Linked DNA regions of Homo sapiens: region 1 is linked to region 2. Evidence: chromatin loops called from intact Hi-C (ENCODE). Cell type or tissue: IMR-90. All regions are shown on one strand. Links, peaks and the distances in the headings refer to the core of each region. The heading gives the core; the rest is flanking DNA. Region 1 overlaps NUP210L (nucleoporin 210 like). Region 2 overlaps NUP210L (nucleoporin 210 like).

The links. A loop is a pair of places that touch in the nucleus more often than their neighbours do. Peaks named below come from ENCODE experiments on the same cell type or tissue, not always from the same donor. Only the 100,000 strongest peaks of a DNase experiment are listed, where the experiment ranks them.
Region 1: it touches region 2 in a loop (2.8-fold over the local background); 4 of 110 quality-filtered maps call a loop at or near these places.

The regions. Positions count from the first base shown.
Region 1 is chr1:154,010,006-154,020,939 of GRCh38, reverse strand. It overlaps NUP210L (nucleoporin 210 like), which reads left to right. Exons shown (of 40, transcript NM_207308.3): 33 at 1,871-2,007; 34 at 8,570-8,696; 35 at 10,819-10,934. Among named protein-coding and RNA genes, the nearest start is that of RPS27, 25 kb to the right of the region's middle. In IMR-90, for the core only: no CTCF peak of the experiment used is centred there; a DNase peak (open chromatin) is centred at 6,239.
Region 2 is chr1:154,131,709-154,142,642 of GRCh38, reverse strand. NUP210L (nucleoporin 210 like) reads left to right here. Exons shown (of 40, transcript NM_207308.3): 4 at 1,119-1,212; 5 at 2,691-2,841; 6 at 4,405-4,537; 7 at 6,671-6,829. Among named protein-coding and RNA genes, the nearest start is that of NUP210L, 18 kb to the left of the region's middle. In IMR-90, for the core only: no CTCF peak of the experiment used is centred there; no DNase peak of the experiment used is centred there.

The DNA.
Region 1 (10,934 bases), core at 1,899-9,898, 120 kb after region 2:
AAATCATAGAAAACATTTGGGAGGCCGAGGCAGGCAGACCACCTGAAGTCAGGAGTTCAAGACCAGCCTGGCCAACATGGTGAAATCCTGTTTCTATTAAAAATACAAAAATTAAGGCCGGGTGTAGTGACTCACGCCTGTAACCCCAGCACTTTGGGAGGCTGAAGCAGGCGGATCACAAGGTCAGGAGTTCAAGACCATCCTGGCCAGCATGGTGAAACCCCGTCTCTACTAAAAATACAAAAATTAGCTGGGCATGGTGGCATGTGCCTGTAGTCCCAGCTACTTGGGAGGCCAAGGCAGGAGAATTGCTTGAACCCAGGAGGCACAGGTTGCAGTGAGCCAAGATCACACCACTGCACTCCAGCCTGGGTGATGGAGCGAGACTCTGTCTCAAAAATAATAATAATAGTAATAATTAAATTATCCCGGTGTAGTGGCATATGCCTCTGGTCCCAACTATTGGGAGGCTGAGGTGGGAAGATTGCATGAGCCCAGGAGATCAAGGCTGCAGTAAGCTATGATCGCACTACTGCACTCCAGCCTGGATGACAGGCTGTGTCTCAAAAAAAAGAAAAGGAAATCATTCTTTGGTTAGGAAATGAGTGTGAATTCTTTGGGTTTCCAAATATCATATCCCAAAGTGGTGTACACTGCCTGGATGTGTACATCCAAGTAAGAACTGCTTGTAGTAATGTATGGTTTTGGCTTTGCAGCCTCTTCTGGTAACTATGGATACATATGTTTAGGTAAAGTGATGTAAATGTTGGACCTGACTTTAACATTAATACGTATTTTGGACCTTGATACAAAGGGGCTCTATACAGCTGAATCCCCCAATGCTATAACAGCTGATTTGCAAACAACCACTACCAACATGCAATCCAGGACCAATGAGCTAAACCTACTTTAAGGTTGGCAATGAGAGTTACAATCCCCTGATTATAAATCCCTTGTCAATGAAGCAGAGTATTTTTTACCCTCTCTTTTTTTGTTTGTTTGTTTGTTTTTTTGAGACAGAGTTTCACTCTTATCACCCAGGCTGGAGTGCAATGGTGTGATCTCGGCTCACTTCAACCTCCACCTTCTGGGTTCAAGTGGTTCTACTGCCTCAGCCTCTCAAGTAGCTGGAACTAGAGGCATGCGCCACCACGCCTGGCTAATTTTTGTATTTTTAGTAGGATGGGGTTTCACCATGTTGGTCAGGCTGGTCTCGAACTCCTGACCTCAGGTGATCCTCCAGCCTCGGCCTCTCAAAGTGCTGGGATTACAGACATGAGCCACCGTGCCCGGCCTATTTTTTATTCTTTTTAGCTATATTTTTGACAGGATTGTCCCATAGTCTTCCAATCTGGAATTTTGGGAGGCTTCATCATGTGATGAAGGAAAGAGCCATATGCCAGGATCAGTAATCCTGCAGGCTAAGTACAAACTCTAACCCAGTATTTGGCATTCCTCGGCCATCTTTAGACTTAAGCCAAAATAAACAAATCCTTTCTCTTGCCATGGTCACTTTTTTGCAGTCTTCTTGCTGTCATCAATCAGTAGCTCAAAGCAAATTTGTCCTTAGTAGCTTCTAAACAAAATTTATTCAGAAAGTTATCCCTGTATGTAAAAAGAGCTTCTCTTTTTCCCAAGGAGAACAGTTACATTCTCCAACTACGTAGCTCTTCTTATGATTCTTTATTTTGCTGGCATGATATACGAAGAGGAACCTGACACTGAGAAAACAGTTATCTTCAAAGCTGGCTGTTTCTCCTGGGAAGAGATATCTGCATGCTTGAAAAATTTACTGATTTGGAGTATGAATAAGTCCAGAGTGATTTATATCAAAGGCTTCAGCCAAGTGTTTTCTCTTGTCTTTTCCTAGGTGAACCTGGGATATGGATGATTTCTGCCAACAATATTCTACAGACAGACATTGTCACTGGAGTAGGAGTGGCCAGGAGTCCGGGGACTGCAATGATTTTTCATGACATCCCAGGAGTAGTGAAAACATATCGAGAGGTAAACATAACTGTATCAGAGTTTAAGAGACTAGGGTGACTATTGCCACATATGAGGATATGCATAGAGAAAATACATCTTAGGAAAGGAAATACACTCATAAAACAGATATAAAGCCAGCCAGCAAACTTTACTGGAACACAAAGCTAAACAGTGTTCAGGATTCTTAACCAGCAGAATGACTACCTGTGTTTTAAGAGATCACAGTGGGTACTGGTTGGCACTAGACACTAGACACCAGGGTAGAAGTTGAAAGACCATTTGGGAGTCTACTGCGGTAATCCAGGTGACATATGTTGGCAGATCAGGGTGGTGACAGAGGAGGTGATAAGAAGTTGATCAGATTCTAGGTATATTTTATAGGTAGAGCCAATAGAGTTTCCTCACAGATTATATCTAGAACATAAGAAAATCCAGAATGATTCAGGTTTTTGGTTGAACAGCTGAAAGGACAGCATTACCGTCAACTGAAATGGGGAAGACTGTAGGTGGAACAGTCTTGGAGGGAAAAGCAGTCATCTTTGGATATGTAAAATTGGGTATGTCTATTAAATGTCAACTGGATATGTTGAGGTTGCTGGATATAAAAGTCTGGGAGTCATTGGAATAGAGATATTTAAGGCCATTAGATCACCAAAGAATGAATGTAAAATAGAAAAAAGGCCAGGCGCGGTGGCTCACATCTGTAATTCCAGCACTTTGGGAAGCCAAAGTGGGAGGATCACCTGAGGTCAGGAGTTCGAGAACAGCCTGGCCAACATGGTGAAACCCCATCACTACTAAAAATACAAAAATTAGCCGGGCCTGGTGGCTCACATCTGTAGTCCCAGCTACTCAGGAGGCTGAAGCACGAGAATCTCTTGAACCTGGGAGGTGGAGGTTGCAGTGAACTGACATCAAGCCACTGTACTCCAGCCTGGGCAACAGAGTGAGAGTCGCTCTCAAAAAAAAGAAAAAAAAAGAGAAAAAAGACCTAAGTACTAAGTTCTGGGAGCACTTCAATCTTAAGAGTTCTGATTGCCTTTTGATTAGTGGCAAATGGAAAAAGAAAGAAACAAAAGGGAAAAAGGGAGCTCTGAGAGAAGAACCAATAAGAAAGACTTATAAGAAACAACCAGGCTTAGTGCCGTGGCTCACGCCTCTAATCCCAGCACCTTGGGAGGCCAAGGCAGGTGGATCACAAGGTCAGAAGTTCGAGACCCAGCCTGACCAACATGGTGAAACCCCGTCTCTACTAAAAATACAAAAATTAGCTGGGCGTGGTGGCACACACCTGTAATCCCAGCTACTCAGGAGGCTGAGGTAGGAGAATCGCTTGAACCCAGGAGGCAGAGGTTGCAGTGAGCCAAGATCACACCACTGCACTCCAGCCGGGGCAACAGAGTAAGACTCTCTCAAAAAAAAAAAAAAAAAGAAAGAAAGAAACAACCAGTGAAATGGGAGGAAAATCTAGAGATATGTGTATCCTGGAAGGCAAATGAAGAAAGTATTTCAAGGAAAGAGGGAGTGATCAACCATCATTACTATTAATGGGTTAAGCTGAAAATTGAGAAATGACTGATGGTTTTTGCAGTATGGAGACTGGTGCTAGTGACTTTGTTGAGTAGCTTCAGCAAAGTGACCTGAGCCCCCCCCTTTTTTTTTTTTTGTTGGAGACAGAATCTTGCTCTATTGCCCAGGCTGGAGAGCAATGGTTTAATCTTGGCTCACTGCAACATCTGCCTCCTGAGTTCAAGCAATTCTCATGCCTCAGCCTCCTGAGTAGCTGGGATTACAGGCACGTGCCACTACCCCCAGCTAATTTTTGTATTTTTAGTAGAGACAGGGTTTCACCATGTTGGCCAGGCTGGTCTCGAACTACTGGCCTCATGTGATCTGCTCGCCTCCGCCTCCCAGATTGCTGGGATTATAGGCATGAGCTGCCACTGCGCCCAGGCTTTTTTGTGCGTGTTTTTTTGTTTTTTTTTGAGATGGAGTATCGCCCTGTTGCCCAGGCTGAAATGCAGTGGTGTGATCTCAGCTCACTGCAACCTCTGCTTCCTGGGCTCAAGCTATCCTCCCACTGCAGCCTCCCTAGTAGCTGGGACTACAGGTGCATGCCGCCATGCCCAGCTAATTTTTTTGTTTTGTTTTGTTTTGTTTTGTATTTTTGATAGAGATGGCATTTCACCATGTTGCCCATGCTGGTCTCGAACTCCTGAGCCCAAGTGATAGGCCTGCCTCGGCCTCCCAAAGTGCTGGGATTACAGGCGTGAGCCACTGTGCCCAGACAGAGTGACCTGAATGAATGTTTGATTGGAGAATTGGAGAAAAGGACTTGGAGACAGTGAATATAGAAAGCTCTTTTAAGGAGTTGGGGTTAAGAGTTTGTTTTGTGGATTTTTTTTTTTATGAGAGAAATAGTGGATTGGGAATGATTCAGTGGAAACAGAAAATTTGATGTAAGTCAGAGGATTGCTGGAGGGAGTAATATTCTTGAGTAGGTGAGATAGGTAAACAATAAAGGGATTTTTTTAATGAAATATTTTCTATTCCCTTCTTAAATATATGTAATGTCTCCTTCCTCTTTGCCCAAAGCACTTCTTTGATCCTCTTTTTTCATTCCTCAAACATGGTAGCTACAACTTTTTGTGTATCTACTATGGGCTTGGCACTTCTCATCTTTTTTTTTTCTTTTAAGAGACAGTGTCTCACTGTTGCCCAGGCTGGAATACAATGATGCAATCATGGCTCACTGCAGCCTCAAACTCCTGGTTTCAAGCCATCCTCCTGCCTCAGCCTCCAAAGTAGCAGGACCACAAGTGTGTGCCAGCATACCTGGCTAATTATTTTTATTTTTTTGCAGACACAGGGTCTCGCTATGTTGTCCAGGCTGGTCTCAAACTCCTAGATTCAGGTCATCTTTCTGCCTCAGCCTCCCAAAGTGCTAGGATTATAGGCATGAGCCACTGCACCTAGCCATCTATTTTTTTTATTTTTATTTATTTATTTATTTATTTATTTATTTATTTATTTATTTATTTATTGAGACAGGGTCTTGCTGTGTCACCCAGGCTGGAGTGCAGTGGTGTGATCTCAGATCACTCAGATCCACCTCCTAGGCTCAAGTGATCCTCCCACCTCAGTCTCCTGAGTAGCTGGGACCACAGGTGCACACCACCACACTCGGCTAATTCTGTGGGGTGTGTGTGTGTGTGTGTGTGTGTGTGTTTTGAGACAGAGTCTCACTCTGTTGCCCAAGCTGGAATGTAGTGGCGGAATCTCAGCTCACTGCAACTTTTGCCTCCTGGATTCAAGCAATTTTCCTACCTCAGCCTCCCATGTAGCTGGGATTACAGGCACCTGCCACCACACCCAGCTAATTTTTGTATTTTAGTAGTGACAGGGTTTCACCATGTTGGCCAGGCTTGTCTCGAACTCCTGACCTCAAGTGAGCTGCCCACCTCAGCCTCCCAAAGTGCTGAGATTACAGGCATGAGCCACTGTGCCCAGCCAATTTTTTGTGTTTTTGGATAGATGGGGTTTCACCCTGTTGCCCAGGCTGATCTCGAACTCCTGGGCTCAAGTGTTCTACCTGCCTCAGCCTCCCGAAGTGCTGGGATTACAGGTGTTTGCCACCACATCTAGCCCAGTCTTTTTTTTTTTTTTTTTTAACATCCAGTACACCTATCACTTTTAATTGTATCACTTTTAACTCTGCAAAATAAATATGTGGGGCATGGAGGGAGGGAGAGCATCAGGAAGAATAACTAATGGATGCTGGGCTTAATACCTGGGTGATAGGTTGATCTATGCAGCAAACCACCATGGCACACATTAACCTATGTAACAAACCTGCACATCCTGCACATGTACCCTGGAACTTAAAATAAAAGTTGAAGAAAAAAAAGTATTTTCCCAACTTTGTTTTATTTTATTTATTTATTTTTATAACAGAATCTCACTCTGTTGCCCAGGCTGGAGTGCAGTGGCACAATCTCTGGTAACTGCAACCTCCACCTTCCAGGTTCAAGCAATTCTCGTGCCTCAGCCTCCCAAGTAGCTAGGACTACAGGTGTGTGCCACCACACCCAGCTAATTTTTGTATTTTTAGTAGAGGCAGGGTTTTGCCATGTTGGCCAGGCTGGTGTCAAACTCCTGGCCTGAAATGATCTGCCTGCCTCAGCCTCCCAAAGCGCTGGGATTACAGATGTGAGTCACTGCACCCGGCCCCAACTTTATAGATGAGTAAGTTACTCAATATGTGTGCACATGGTATCTGGTGCCTTCTTTTGAGGAGCTCATAGTCTAGTGGTGACATAAACAATTACATACATGGCACAAATAATTACAATAGGCAAATAAAAGTACATGTTGTGCTTGAAGACTAATGAATAAATCAGGGCAACTTCAATACAAAATTAATAAGGGTAGAGAGGGAAAATTTGGATAACATCCAAAAAGAACTTGTATTATAAGCAGATAAGAGGTTCAAGGACAGAGGTAGCATGAAAAGAGTACTAGAAAAAGAGACTGAGAAGGGATTAGGAACCAGAAAAGCAAAGAGAAACAGTGTCATAGAAGGCAAAGGAGGAAATGGTTGTGGTGTTAGATGCTACAGGGAAGTCCAAAGGTCATTCCTATTCTAATTTGTGTACTTCATCGAATCCTCATTTAATATTCACTAATTAGCAGATACTCATTAAAGCCTATTAAGTGTCAGGCATTGTGCTGGCCTCCAGAAATACAAATATGAAAAAGACAAAATTCCTTTCTTTATTAAGCCATTAATGTAACTAACTTGGGTTTTAAGGTTCTTGAATTTAAAAAACCTGTGGTAATACTAAGGAGAATGTAGAGTATATTGCATTTAAATTTAAAATATTAAGGGCTGGGCATGGTGGCTCACACCTGTAATCCCAGCACTTTTAGAGGCCGAGGTCAGTGGATCCCTTGAGGTCAGGAGTTCGAGACCAGCCTGGCCAACATGGTGAAATCCCATCTCTACTAAAGATACAAAAATCAGCCAGGCATGGTGGCACGTGCCTGTAATCCCAACTACTTGGGAGGCTGAAGCAGGAGAACTGCTGGAACCCAGGACGCAGAGGCTGCAGTGAGCCGAAATTGCGCCAGTGCACTGTAGCCTGAGTGACAGAGCAAGACTCCGTCTCAAAACAAACAAACAAACAAACAAAAAAACTTACAATATAAGGCAGAATAGTACAAGTATTCTTGAGAAAAAACAATGTACTTTGAAGTTTCAGAAAAGATTGAGATTATGTGCAACTAGAGACAAAGAGAAAATGTCCTGAAGAAAGTTGCAGTTGTTTTTTTTGTGTGTTTTTTTTGTTTTTGTTTGTTTGTTTTGTTTTGTTTTTTTGAGATGGAGTCTCACTCTGTCGCCCAGGCTGGAGTACAATGGCACAATCTCAGCTCACTGCAGACTCCGCCTCCCGAGTTCAAGCAATTCTCCTGCCTCAGCCTCCCTGGTAGCTGGGATTACAGGCACGCTCCAACATGCCTGGCTAATTTTTGTATTTTTAGTAGAGGTGAGGTTTCGCCATGCTGGCCAGGCTGGTCTCAAACTCCTGACCTCAAGTGATCCACCCGCCTCAGCCTCCCAGAGTGCTGGGATTACAGGCATGAGCCACCGCACCTGGCCTCAAAGGCATTTTAATAGGGAGTCATACAAAGGGAAGATATGTCTGAAGGAATAATTGGACCCAAGACTTCCTTCTAGAAAAAATGTTATTTTGGGCTAGGCATGGTAGTTTATGCCTGTAATCTCAGCACTTTGGGAGGCCAAGGTGGAAGGATGGCTTGCGGCCAGGAGTTCTAGACCACCTGGGGCAACATAGTGAGACCCTGTCTTTTTTTTTTTTTGGAGTCTCGCTCTGAGCCACCGCGCCTGGCCAAGACCCCGTCTTTGTTTTTTTTTTTTTTTTTTGATTCAGAGTTTCACTCTTGTTGCCCAGGCTGGAGTGTAATGGCGCAATGTCGGCTCACTGCAACCTCTGCCTCCCAGGTTCAAGCGATTCTCCTGCGTCAGCCTCCTGAGTAGCTGGGATCACAGGCATGCACCACCAAGCCCGGCTAATTTTGTGTTTTTTTTAGTAGAGGCGGGGTTTCTCCATGTTGGTCAGGCCAGTCTGGAACTCCTGACCCCAGGTGAGCCGCCCGCCTCGGCCTCCCAGTGCTGGGATTACAGACGTGAGCCACCGCGCGCGGCTGACCCCGTCTTTTGTTGGTTAGGCATGGTGACACATACGTGTAGTCCCAGCTTCTCTAGAGGCTGAGGCAGGAGGATTGCTTGAGCCTAGGAATTTGAGGCTTCAGTCAGCCATGATCATGCCACTGCACTCCAGCCTGGGTGACAGAGCAAGACCCTGATTAAAAAAAAAAAAAAGTTATTTTGTCTTCAAAGGCAAACAGATTTTGTTGTTCTCAAATATGTGGTCATGAGATGGAATCTGTACTTGTGTGAAACAGATACTTTTGGTTAAATAAGTTATGAGGGGTGGATCTGGAAGGAGTCAGATTCTCTAGGAACTTAGGTGCAGATTTTCCTTTGATTTGCTGACAGGTGGTGGTCAATGCATCATCAAGATTAATGCTCAGTTATGACCTCAAGACTTATCTCACCAATACCCTCAATTCAACTGTATTCAAGCTCTTCATCACCACTGGCAGAAATGGTGTCAATCTTAAAGGTCAGGAATCTCTTCATGGTTTCAGTGATTGTTCCTATCTTTCTCGTTTTCCCTCAATTCATTTATCCCTTTGGATTAGTAATCCAGATTTTCTTTTTATTTCAAAACTGACTCCATCTTGACAAATAAATCATAGAGCTCTATGAGACCTCAGAAATTATGACTAGACTAAGGTTTTAAAATAGGCTCATCCTAGTCACTATTGTCTTTCTAGTTTTAAAAATACAAATTTTAGGCCGGGCGCGGTGGCTTACACCTATAATCCCAGCACTTTGGGAGGCCAAGGCAGGCAGATCACCTGAGGTCGGGAGTTCAAGACCAGCCTGACCAGGAGTTCAAGACCAGCCTGACCAACATGGTGAAACCCCATCTCTACTAAAAATACAAAAACTAGCTGGGTGTGGTGGCGTGTGCCTGTATCCCAGCTACTTGGAGGCTGAGGCAAGATAATTGCTTGAACCCGGGAAGCGGGGGTTAGAGTGAGCCGAGATCGCACCACTGGACTCCAGCCTAGGCGGCAGAGTGAGACTCCATCTCAAAAAAAAAAAAAAAAAAAAAAAAAAACTTAAGATAATTTTAGTACTCTGGAGTGGTGGCTCATGCCTGTAATCCCAATTATTTAGGAGGCTGTGGTGGGAGGATCGCTTGAGGCCAGGAGTTTGAGACCAGCCTGGGCAACAAAGCAAGACCCCATCTCTCAGAAAAAAAAAAAAAATAGAGATGGCCAGGCGCGGTGGCTCACACCTGTAATCCCAGCACTTTGGGAAGCCGAGGCGGATGGATCATGAGGTCAGGAGTTCGAGACCAGCCTGGCTAAGATGGTGAAACCCTGTCTCTACTAAAAATACAAAAATTAGCCGGGTGCAGTGGCGGGTGCCTGTAATCCCAGCTACTCGGGAGGCTGAGGCAGGAGAATTGCTTGAACCCAGGAGACAGAGGTTGCAGTGAGCTGAGATTGTGCCACTGCACTCTGGCCTGGGCGACAAAGCAAGACTCCATCTCAAAAAAAAAAAAAAAAAATCTAGCCACCGTGCCTGGCCAACAGACTGACGTTTTATTCCCCAGAATCTTTCTAAAATCACTACTTATTTTATTGAGAAACCTCATGCATCAGTCCCTTTGATTTTGCTGAAGATTTTTCAAGAATGCCACTCATTGCAGCTGACCCAATGATAACAACAGTCCACTTCTTGCTGTCTATATGATTCCTCTTAAGGCACCACTTGTGATGAAGTTCTAGGGATTTGGGGCTTGAATTATATTGTAATTGTATTACAACATTGTATATGAAAAACAAATTCTCTTAGACCTAAAAGCTACCTCCCAACTGTACTGCTTTATTTTTATTTATTTATTTATTTATTTATTTATTTGAGACGGAGTTTCGCTCTTGTTGCCAAGGCTGGAGTGCAATGGCGCAATCTCGGCTCACTGCAACTTCTGCCTCCTGAGTTCAAGCAATTCTCCTGCCTCAGCCTCCCGAGTAGCTGGGATTACAGGCATGAGCCACCACCCCCAGCTAATTTTGTATTTTTAGTAGAGACGGGGTTTCTCCATGTTGGTCAGGCTGGTCTCGAACTCCCAACCTCAGGTGATCCGCCTGCCTCGGCCTCCCAAAGTGCTGGGATTACAGGTGTGAGCCACCGCGCCTGGCCTATTTTTAATAGATTTCTAACTTCCCTGTAATCTATCTTACTCCCACTGACGCCAGGCGTGGTGGGAGACACCTGTAATCCCAACTACTGGGGAGACTGAGGCAGGAAGAATTGCCTGAACCGGGAGATGGAAGTTGCAGTGAGCCAAAATCACACCACTGCACTCCAGACTGGGCGACAGAGCAAGACTTCATCTCAAAGATTTTTCAAAAAAAATCTTTGAAAAAAGACACTACCTATGTATGACATTGATAATGGAAGCCCCACTGTAGTCATTCACAAATTAGAATGCGAGGGTCTCACACTATTCTTTCACCTTGATTGAAGCAGAGGTGGGCAAACCAGCCATAACTGACCCTCTTTCTTGCTTATTTTTTTTATGCTTCAAAATTGCCTCCATATAATGGTCTCTCTTTTTACAAATTCTTGTTAGTGACAAAGCTATTTACCTCTTTTCTGCTTTTCAGGATTCTGTACCCCAAACCAGGCCTTGGCCATTACAAAAGTACTTCTTCCAGCGACCCTCATGCTGTGCCATGTACAGTTCAGTAATACTTTGCTAGACATTCCAGCAAGTAAAGTC
Region 2 (10,934 bases), core at 1,245-9,244:
TTGGGATTACAGGCATGAGCCACCGCACTGGCCTCCGAACTTTTCTTAGATACCCAAATCTACCACTGAGCTTCTGTTGATGGGCCCTAGATCAACAATGAAGAACACTTTTTGGAATTTATTGCTAGCTCTGTTTGATCAATCCACTTTCTATAGACCAGGAGAATTAAATGTAAATCTGTAAAAAAGTTACAATCTTGATCTAATCTTTAATGCTTTTAATACTGTATACTATATTAATGCTATAATGAGGTATTAAAAAACACTTAGGTAGTAAAAAAAAAATTTAGGTGGGACGTGGTGGCTCATGCTTCTAATTCTAGCACTTTGGGAGGCCGAGGTTGAAGTATCCTGTGAGGCCAAGTTTCCCATGGTTAATTAAAAAAAAATTATAATGTATTGCCACTTTCTTTGTTAATTACATGAGTGATTTGTTTTTTTAATCTGAAAAATGAACTATTCGGGAATTCTGGAAGCTTTTTTTTTTTTTTGGATACAGAGTCTGTCACTCAGGCTGGAGTGCGGTGACACAAGCATGGCTCACTGCAGCCTTGACCTCCCAGGCTCAAGCAATCCTCCTACCTCAACCTCCTGAGTAGCTAGGACTACAGGTGCAGGCCACCATACCTGGCTAAGTTTTTATTTTACAGACCAGGTGTCACTATGTTGCCCAGGTTGGTCTCAAACTCCTGGGTTCCAGCGATCCTCCTGCCTTGGCCTCCCAAAGTGCTGGGATTACAGGTACAAGCTATTGCACCGGGCCTGGAAAGTTTTTACAAAAATTTGTGTGGAGGGGACCAGGATTAAGGATGCTTTGTCAACCATGAGGTGGCCTTTATGTAGAAAGGAACAGGAGCATGGCATAATTATTGTCAACCAGAAGTTAATCAGCTTGAGCCCTTTTTACTTTCAGACAGCTTGTGCAGCAACATCATTTATTGTTTGTGTAGGGAACTTTCTCATATATATGTTTTAATTCATTAATGATAGTGCTTTCTATTTCTTAATGAAAGAGGCTTCAAAGTAATTTTCTAGTTAGGTTTCCCTTTCTTGTTGTAAATACCTGAATATTTTTAAATACGTGATCCTATCTTGTCTGCTTTTGGCTTGCTCTACAGGAAATACTTTTAGTAGTTTGGCAGGGATGATGTTTGAGTGGAGCATTGCCCAGGACAACGAGTCAGCAAGAGAAGAACTGTCTAGCAAAATTAGGTAAACTTGAAACCAAACATAAATCATCTGACTATGAAGAAGACATCTGCCATTAAGCGGCATGCTGAACAAGCAACCATTTGTGTGGACTTTGATGACCCTGCTATCTACTTTTTTGAAACTGATAAATTACTGAGAGAAATGTCTTTGATAGAATGAAATATGACATAGATGTAGGTACCTTTATGATCGCTTAATCTGAGTTATTATGGAGGAGTTCATGGGCTAAGTACTACACAATTATTTGAGCCAGGTATATCTTCTGGAAATTCTTTTTGTTCAAGCTACCTGCACATGCTGGAGTAGAGGGAGAAGGATGATAGTATGAAATTTTGTCTTCAGTACCAAGGAGTAGATCTCAGATCCAAGTTTTACTCCCACCACAATTTTAGCCAGAGGCTCATAAATCCCTTTCTTTTTTTTTTTTTTTTTTCTTCGAGATGGAGTCTTGCTCTGTCTCCCAGGCTGGAGTGCAGTGGCGTGATCTTGGCTCACTGCAACCTCTGCCTCCCGGGTTCACGCCATTCTCCTGCCTCAGCCTCCTAAGTAGCTAGGACTACAGGAGCCCGCCACCACGCCCAGCTAATTTTTTTTGTTGTTGTTGTATTTTTAGTAGAGAACAGGGTTTCACTCTGTTAGCCAGGATGTTCTCAATCTCCTGACCTCCTGATCTGCCCACTTTGGCCTCCCAAAGTGCTGGGATTACGGCGTGAGCCACCGTGTCTGGCCTTTTCTTTTTCTTTTCTTTTTCTGTTTTTTTTTTTGAGATGGAGTCTTGCTCTGTCACTCAGGCTGGAGTGCAGTGACACGATCTCGGCTCACTACAGCCTCCACCTCCTGGGTTCAAGCGATTCTCCTGCCTCAGTCTCCTGAGTAGCTGGGACTACAGGTGCCTGCCACCACGCCCAGCTAATTTTTGTATTTTTAGTGGAGATGGGGTTTCGCCATATTGGCCAGGGTGGTCTCAAACTCCTGACCTCAAGTGATCCACCCGCCTCTGCCTCCCAAAGTGCTGGGATTATAGGCGTGAGCCACTGCGCCTTGCCTTTATCTTTTTCTTTTTCTTTTTTTTTTTTTTTTGAGACGGAGTCTTGCTCTGTCACCCAGGCTGGAGTGCAGTGGCACAATCTTGGCTCACTGCAACCTCCATCTCCTGGGTTCAAGTGATTCTCCTGTCTCAGCTTCCCAAGTAGCTGGAATTACAGGCACATGCCACCACGCCCGGCTAATTTTTGTATTTTTAGTAGAGATGGAGTTTTGCCATGTTGGCCTGGCTGGTCTCAAATTCCTGACCTCAAGTGATGTGCCCGCCTTGGCCTCCCAAAGTGCTAGGATTACAGGCGTGAGCTACCATGCCCAGTCAAAAGTGTTTTACATTCTATAGACATTGAAGAAACTATGTTTAAAGTCTCTTAGGGACTTTTGGAAGAACCCTTCGTTTAATTCTGCTAGAAACACATTTTATTTTATGTCTTTAGGATTCTTAAATACTCCGAAGCAGAATATGCTCCCCCAATATATATAGCTGAGATGGAAAAAGAGGAGAAACAAGGAGATGTGATTTTAGTGTCTGGGATTAGAACTGGTGCTGCTGTTGTAAAAGTTCGAATTCATGAACCATTCTATAAGGTAAAAAGTTTGTGTGCTATAAATTTTCCTTACTTGTTTTTTCAAGATATGGTCTAACTCTGTTGCCCAGGTACTACAAGAATGCACTACCCGCCCTGTTTTTTTTTTTTTTTTGTTTGTTTGTTTGTTTTTGTAGAGACAGACAGGGTTTCACCAGGTTGCCCAGGCTGGTCTCAAACTTCTGAGCTCAAGCAGTCTGCCTGCCCCAGTCTCCTAAAGTGCTGGGATTACAGGCGTGAGCCCACACAACTGGCCAGTGTTATAAATTTTTCATTTAATAGTCTTGCCTATGGAAAATATAGTTTTTTATGTTTATCTATAGTAGAAGCCCTCTAGTCTGATGTGATTTGGGCCAATAGTTGGTCATTTAATTGAAAAAGTTATTTGAAGTAGGTAAGCATTAAACAATTATCTTAAACATTTTATTGCCTGATTACAATTACAAATGTGACTGGCATTTTCTCTTAAAATATATAACTACATTTTATTCACCAATCCTTGATGTAGGTGCAAGGCCTTTCTTTGACCATGAGTTCACTGATTTGAAATCTACATACACTTTCTCCAATAAACTACAGTTTCTAATTTCTTCCTTTTTTGGGGTGGGGGGGTTTCAAGTGATTCTTGTGCCTCAGCCTCCCGAATATCTGGGATTACAGGTGTGTGTCACCATGCCCAACTAATTTTTGTATTTTTAGTAGAAACAGAGTTTCACCATGATGGCCAGGCTGGTTTCAAACTTCTGGCCTCAAGTGATCCACCTGTCTCGGCCTCCTAAAGTGCTAGGATTACAGGCGTGAGCCACCACACCCGGCCCTAATTTCTAGTCAAGTAAAAATTTAGATGCAGGAAGAATTTGTGTGCAAAAATTTATATTTTAAAGGATTTTCCCTAATATTTTACATTTCTCACTTATACCTAATTGATAGTATATATTAGCAGCTTGCCTTTAACTTTTTTTGACACATTTAAATTTTTAATAGAAATAACAGTTCTCTTTTCACATGTATAGTTTTTGTTTTAATGTGATTATAATTATAAGCACAACTTGCATAAATAGGTTTGGGAAAAACAAATGTTTTTTGGTAAGCATTTAATTCAATGGCAAGAACATGAGTGTGTGGACCTCCTAGAGAGAAGCCTACCAACCTTGCATTGGGTAAATCTTCATAAAAATCAATGTGTTCAACAGAGAGTGGAAAGTAACTTAATCTGGCAAGTCAGTTAATTGGAGGTTGGCTAAAAGAATTTCTGTGTTCTACAATTGAGTCTTACCTTTTCTCATTTCAGCATACTTGACTTTTTATTTACCTACTTTTTTTCTTTTAGAAGACTTTTTTGTTCTAAGTCTGAGTATCTTAGAAAGTTAATAAGGTATTAAGATTCATAATCACTTTTTAAGGCTAGCTGAAATTATGACTTGTGATTAGGAAAGCTTTTAAAAAAATCTTTATAAAAAATTTTAAAAGAAGTTTAAAAGAAGTAAGCTTTTAACAAGAAAGATGACTGTGAGGGTTCCGTCCATGGAAACTGTTTTTTTTTTTCCTTCCCTCCCTCTTTTAGAAAGTGGCAGCAGCCTTAATACGTCTGCTTGTTTTGGAGAATATATTTCTTATACCATCCCATGATATTTATCTCTTAGTAGGAACATATATTAAATACCAAGTTGCAAAAATGGTTCAAGGGAGAGTGACAGGTAAGGTGATTTATTTTTTCTCCTATGACTCACATTTCCCAAATCTTTTCTGCTGACAAGATCAGCAACTCCACATTACATATGAAAAATACTTGTGTTTTTAGATTTTGTGGTAAAGTGTTAATTGCTGTACTTAACTAATATTAGACAGAAATAGCCCCATATCTTGAACATATTAATGGCATAGTTAGGCTGCTTAGCTTCGGTGCCAATAGGCATCTGAATTCTCTATTAAAACAACAACTAGCCAGGCATGGTGGCTCTCGCTTGTAATTCCAGCTACTCTGGAAGCTGAGGCAGGAAGATTGCTTGAGGCCAGAAGTTGGAGACCAATCTAGGCAACAGAGCAAGATCCCCATATCTTTATTATTTTTTTATTTTTATTTTTTTGAGATGGGGGTCTCACTCTGTTGCCCAGGTTGTAGTACAGTGGCATGATCATGGCTCATTGCAACATTGAACTCCTGTGCTCAAGTGATCCTCCCACCTCAGCCTCCTGAATGGCTGGAACTACAGGTTCCTGCCACCATATCAAGCTCTTTTTTTTTTTTTTTCTAGATGTAGTCTCTCTCTGTCACCCAGGCTGGAGTGCAGTGGCATGATCTCGGCTCACTGCAACCTCCACCTCTGGGTTCAAGCAGTTCTCCTGCCTCAGCCTCCCGAGTAGCTGGGATTACAGGTGTGCACCACCATGCCCAGCTAATTTTTTGTATTTTTAGTAGAGACGGGGTTTCACCATGCTGGCCAGGCTGGTCTCAAACTCCTGGCCTCATGATCCATCTGCCTCAGCCTCCCAAAGTGCTGGGATTACAGGCGTGAGCCATCACTCCCGGCCTCTTTTTTTTGTTAGAAATGGGATCTCATTATGTTACCCAGGCTGGTCTTGAACTCCTTGTCCCAAGTGATTCTCCCACCTTGGCCTCCCTCCCAAAGGGCTGAGATTATAGGTGTGAGCTACTGTGCCAAGCTGAGACCTCATCTCTAAAAATAACTAAATAAATAAAACAATTAAAGCTTTACTAGCTTTTGAAGGGCAAGTTAAGACACTTTACCAGAAGGGACCTGAATGAGCATTGCAATGATCTTTGCAAAAGTTGTTTCTTGAGAAACTCAATTCATCGACTGAAAGCTTAATATTCTGTTGATACTAAAAGTTACATTGAGCTTTTTTTTTTTTTTTTTTTTTGAGATGGATTCTCACTCTGTCGCCCAGGCTGGAGTGCAGTGGCATGATCTCGGCTCACTGCAACCTCTGCCTCCCAGGTTCAAACGATTCTCCTGCCGCAGCCTCCCGAGTAGCTGGGATTACAGGAGCCCGCCACTACGCCCAGCTAATTTTTTGCATTTTTAGTAGAGATGGGGTTTCACCATGTTGCCCAGGCTGGTCTCGAACTCCTGACCTCGTGGTTCACCCACCTCGGCTTCCCACGGTGCTGGGATTACAGGCGTGAACCACCGCACCTGGCCTAAAAGTTACATTGAGCTTTTAAAGTATGTATTGGCTCCATTAACGTTAATCTTTTTCTTACTAATGATGACCCCTCCTGCTACTCAGTTCACTAGTTTTTAAGAATACAAGCAAAACCAATTCTTTCTTTCTCTCTCTCTCTGTATATATATATTTTTAATTTTTATTTATTTATTTATTTATTTTGAGACGGAGTTATGCTTTGTCGCCCAGGCTAGAGTGCAATGGTTTGATCTCAGCTCACTGCAACCTCCACCTCCCAGGTTCAAGCGATTCTCCTGCATCAGCCTCCCGAGTAGCTGGGATTACAGGCACACGCCATCACGCCCGGCTAATTTTGGTATTTTTAGTAGAGACGGGGTTTCACCATGTTGGCCAGGCTGGTCTCGAACTCCTAACTTCAGGTGATCCACCCGCCTTGGCCTCCCAAAGTGCTGGGATTACAGGCGGAGCCACCACACCCAGCCTCCAGCAATATATTTTAACTCATATACTCCCCCCAAATGGTTACATGTAGAAATTCATCATAGCAGGAAAAACATTAGAAGCAGATCATACTCTTATTTTATGTCTGCTTCCTGATCATTCCTTTATGATCAAGAATACATCATTATCTACTGGAATGGCTGCTGTCATTACATTTATGTATCTTTCATGTCTTACAGAGGTGAAATTTCCCCTGGAACATTATATACTGGAATTGCAAGACCATAGAGTTGCACTTAACGGGTCTCATTCTGAGAAAGTGGCTATACTGGATGACAAAACAGCCATGGTGACTGCCTCACAACTGGGCCAGACTAATCTTGTCTTTGTCCATAAAAGTATCCTTTTGTTCAAGTTTTAGCTGCCAGTCTACACTTCCTTGAGCATCCTAGACATGTTCTTTGGTAAAATAATTTATTAAGAATGATTATGGCCGGGCGCGGTGGCTCACGCCTGTAATTCCAGCACTTTGGGAGGCCGAGGCGGGCTGATCACAAGGTCAGGAGATCGAGACCATCCTGGCTAACACGGTGAAACCCTGACTCTACTAAAAATACTAAAAATTAGCCAGGCGTGGTGGCGGGCGCCTGTAGTCCCAGCTACTCGGGAGGCTGAGGCAGGAGAATGGTGTGAACCCGGGAGGCAGAGGTTGCAGTGAGCCAAAATCGTGCCACTGCACTCCAACCTGGGCGGCACAGCGAGACTCCGTCTCAAAAAAAAAAAAAAGATTATAATACTACTACAGTGTTTTCCTATAGGTTTTATTTTTAATAAAGAATTATAAGTTATTACTGTCATAATTTCTAGCAGAGTAAGTAGAGAAAAGGAGTATAGTTGGAACTTGGGATCTACTAACTTCAATGCTTATTTGCAACCTCAATCAAATTGTAATTAGGGAAATAAAAAAACTGTAATTAGGGGAATGGGGAAAACGGAGTTTGGAAGAACATGTGAGAATTTTATTTAATTCTCTTTTCTATTTGTACATGATAATTGAGAAAATATGCTATTGTCTCCAGTAGATGTTTAACTAATATTTTTATTGTGTTGAGAGCAATTTTTAAAAATTCACTAAACCTGCTATGCAAGGATTGAACAAAGAAAGGTACACAGAGGCCGGGCGTGGTGGCTCACGCATGTAATCCCAGCACTTTGGGAGGCCGAGGCCGGCTGATCACCTGAGGTCGGGAGTTTGAGAACAGCTTGACCAACATGAAGAAACCCCGTCTCTACTAAAAATACAAAAATTAGCCGGGCGTGGTGGTGCATGCCTGTAATCCCAGCTACTCGGGAGGCTGAGGCAGGAGAATCGCTTGAACCCCCGGGAAGTGGAGGTTGCGGTGAGCCAAGATCGCACCACTGCACTCCAGCCTGGGCAACAAGAGCAAAACTCCATCTTTTTTTTTTTTTTTTTTTTGAGACGGAGTCTCGCTGTCGCCCAGGCCGGAGTGCAGTGGCGCAATCTCGGCTCACTGCAGGCTCCGCCCCCGGGGTTCACGCCGTTCTCCTGCCTCAGCCTCCCGAGTAGCTGGGACTACAGGCGCCCGTCACCTCGCCCAGCTAATTTTTTGTATTTTTAGTAGAGACGGGGTTTCACTGTGTTAGCCAGGATGGTCTCGATCTCCTGACCTTGTGATCTGCCCGCCTCGGCCTCCCAAAGTGCTGGGATTACAGGCGTGAGCCACCGCGCCCGGCCTGAAACTCCATCTCAAAAAAAAAAAAAAAAAAGGTACACGGAGATCTGTAATAGTCAATGAAAACAGAAGAGAATGAAGATTTAAATTCTCAGAAAATTGAAATATGATTTGGACTCCATCTCTCTGTGTTTTATTTGGTATTTTTTTTGAATATTTTAATCTGAAAGAAATTCATTCAGCAAATATCTATTATATTTCTACTATATGCTCAACATTGTTCTAAGCTCTGGGTATACAAATTGCCATTTTGTCCAGTATAGTTAGATTCTTAAAATATTATTATTATTATTATTATTTTTTTTTTGAGGTGGAGTTTTGCTCTTGTTGCCCAAGCTGGAGTGCAGTGGCGCGATTTCTGCTCACTCCCACCTCCGCCTCCCAGGTTCGAGTTATTCTCCTGCCTCGGCCTCCTAAGCAGCTGGGATTACAGGTGTGCGCCACCATGCCCGGCTAATTTTTGTATTTTTAGTAGAGATGGGGTTTCACCATGTTGGCCAGGCTGGACTTGAACTCCTGACCTCAGATGATCCACCCACTTCGGCCTTCCACAGTGCTGGGATTACAGGCATGAGCCACTGTGCCTGGCCAAAAAATTATTATTTTTGTAGAGACAGGGTCTCACTCTGTTGCCCAGGCTGGAGTGCAGTGGTGCAATCTTGGCTCTTGGCTCACTGCAACCTGTAAACTCCAGGCTCAAGTGATCCTCCCAGCTCAGCCTCCCAAGTAGCTGGGACCACAGGCACGTGCCACCACGCCCAGCTAATTTTTGTATTTTTTTATAGACACAAGGTCTCGCCATGTTGCCCACACTGCTCTTGAACTCCTGGACTCAAGCGATTCACCTGCCTTGGCCTCCCAAAGTGCTAGGATTCCAGGCATGAGCCACCACACCCAGCCAGATTTTTTTTTTTTTTTTTAGAGATAGAGTCTCACTCTGATGCCCAGGTTAGAGTGCAGAGGCATGATCATAACTCATAGTAGCCTTGAGCAATCCTCCCACCTCAGCCTTCTGAGTAGCTGGGACTATAGGCATACACCACCGTGCCATACTAATTGTGTCTTTTTTTGTAGAGATGTCTTGCTAGGCTGAGTAGGCTGGATGAACTACTGGCCTTAAATGAACCTCCTGCCTAGGCCTCCCAAAGTGCTTGGATTACAGGTGTGATCCACCACACCCAGTCTTTACCTAGCATAGTTAGAAAAGTCCTCTCTGATGAGGCGACACTGGCACAATAAGCCATGTGGATAATTGGTGAAAGACTTCTAGGGAAAGGAAAGAGCAATGGCAAAGGTTCTGAAGTAGGAACATATTTGGCATGATTAAAGAAGAGTAAGGAAGACAGTGAAGCTAAAGTGCAGTGAATCAGGAAATAGTAGAAGTAATAGAGTAGGGGAGGGGCAGATTAGGTAGGGCCTAGTAGGCTTACTCTGAATAAGAATGTCTCTACTTTGGGCACACTGTCTATAGCGTAGCCCTGCTCCAAAAGGAGCAGTACCTCTGCTACTCCACTTCAAGAAAAGTTGCCAACACCAAAAAAATTCTATCAGACTTGAAAGGTACAGTATTTCTTGTATAATATTGTTAGTTAGCAGCCTATATTATTTGTCTAACACACATTAAGGAGAGTTATTGATCCAATGTTGTTTGCTTTTTAGTCATTTTAAGGTACCTAGGACATTTTTCAACAAATACAATCATACCTACAAAATAAATTAAGTTATTCAATATTTATTGAGCCCCAACTGTGTGTCAGGAACTTCCCTGAATTCCCCAGGTGAACTTAAATGTTCTTTTTTTCCCCCATATTTTCAGTTCATATTGTTATTTTTTTCCAAAGTATCAAATATTAAAATACATTGTATTTGTCTGTTTATTTATCTTTTTTGAGGACATGGATGGTGACTATTCATAATATGTCCCAGCACCTGGCATAGAGTAGCTGGTGGAACTGTTCATGGAGATGGAGAATATAAGAGAAAGAGCAGTTTTAAGGAAAAAGATAGCGAGTTCAGTTTTTCACATGTTAAATTAAAACATCAAAACTGTGGGATAGATATCCAAGCAGAAATTTTCATTATGCCTCCGGAGGAGAAAGATTGAGGATCAAGATAGATCCTCAAGGATCAAGAAAGATTGAGGATCAAGATAGATATTTGAAAGTTAGTTTATAGATAGGTGATAGTTGGAGCTATTGTAGACAAAATCACCTAGGGAAATTATATACAGTGAGAGAATTTGGCCAAAGACAAAATTGTGTAATGCTAGCTTTTAAGGTTCGTATGGGAAAAGAGAACGTGTGAGGAGGATCTGAAGGAATGCTTAAAATGTAGTATTATAGAAAAACCAAGGATGGGCACAGTGGCTCATGCCTATAATCCCAGCACTTTGGGAGGCTGAGGCAGGTGGATCACTGGTCAGGAGTTTGAGACCAGCCTGGTCAACATGGAGAAACCCCATCTCTACTAATAATATAAAAATTAGCAGGGCGTGGTGATGCACGCCTGTAATCCCAGCTACTCGGGAGGAACTCCTGAGGCAGGAGAATCGCATGAACCTAGGAGGCAGAAGTTGCAGTGAGCCGAGATGGCACCACTGCACCCCAGCCTGGGCGACGGAGTGAAACTGAGTCTCAACTAAAGAAAAAAAGAAAAAAGAAAAAAAGAAAGAAAAACCAGAAAGAGGAGTTTCCTGATAACCAAATTAGGAATTTACAAAGAGGAGAAAACTGTTCAACAGGTCAAATCT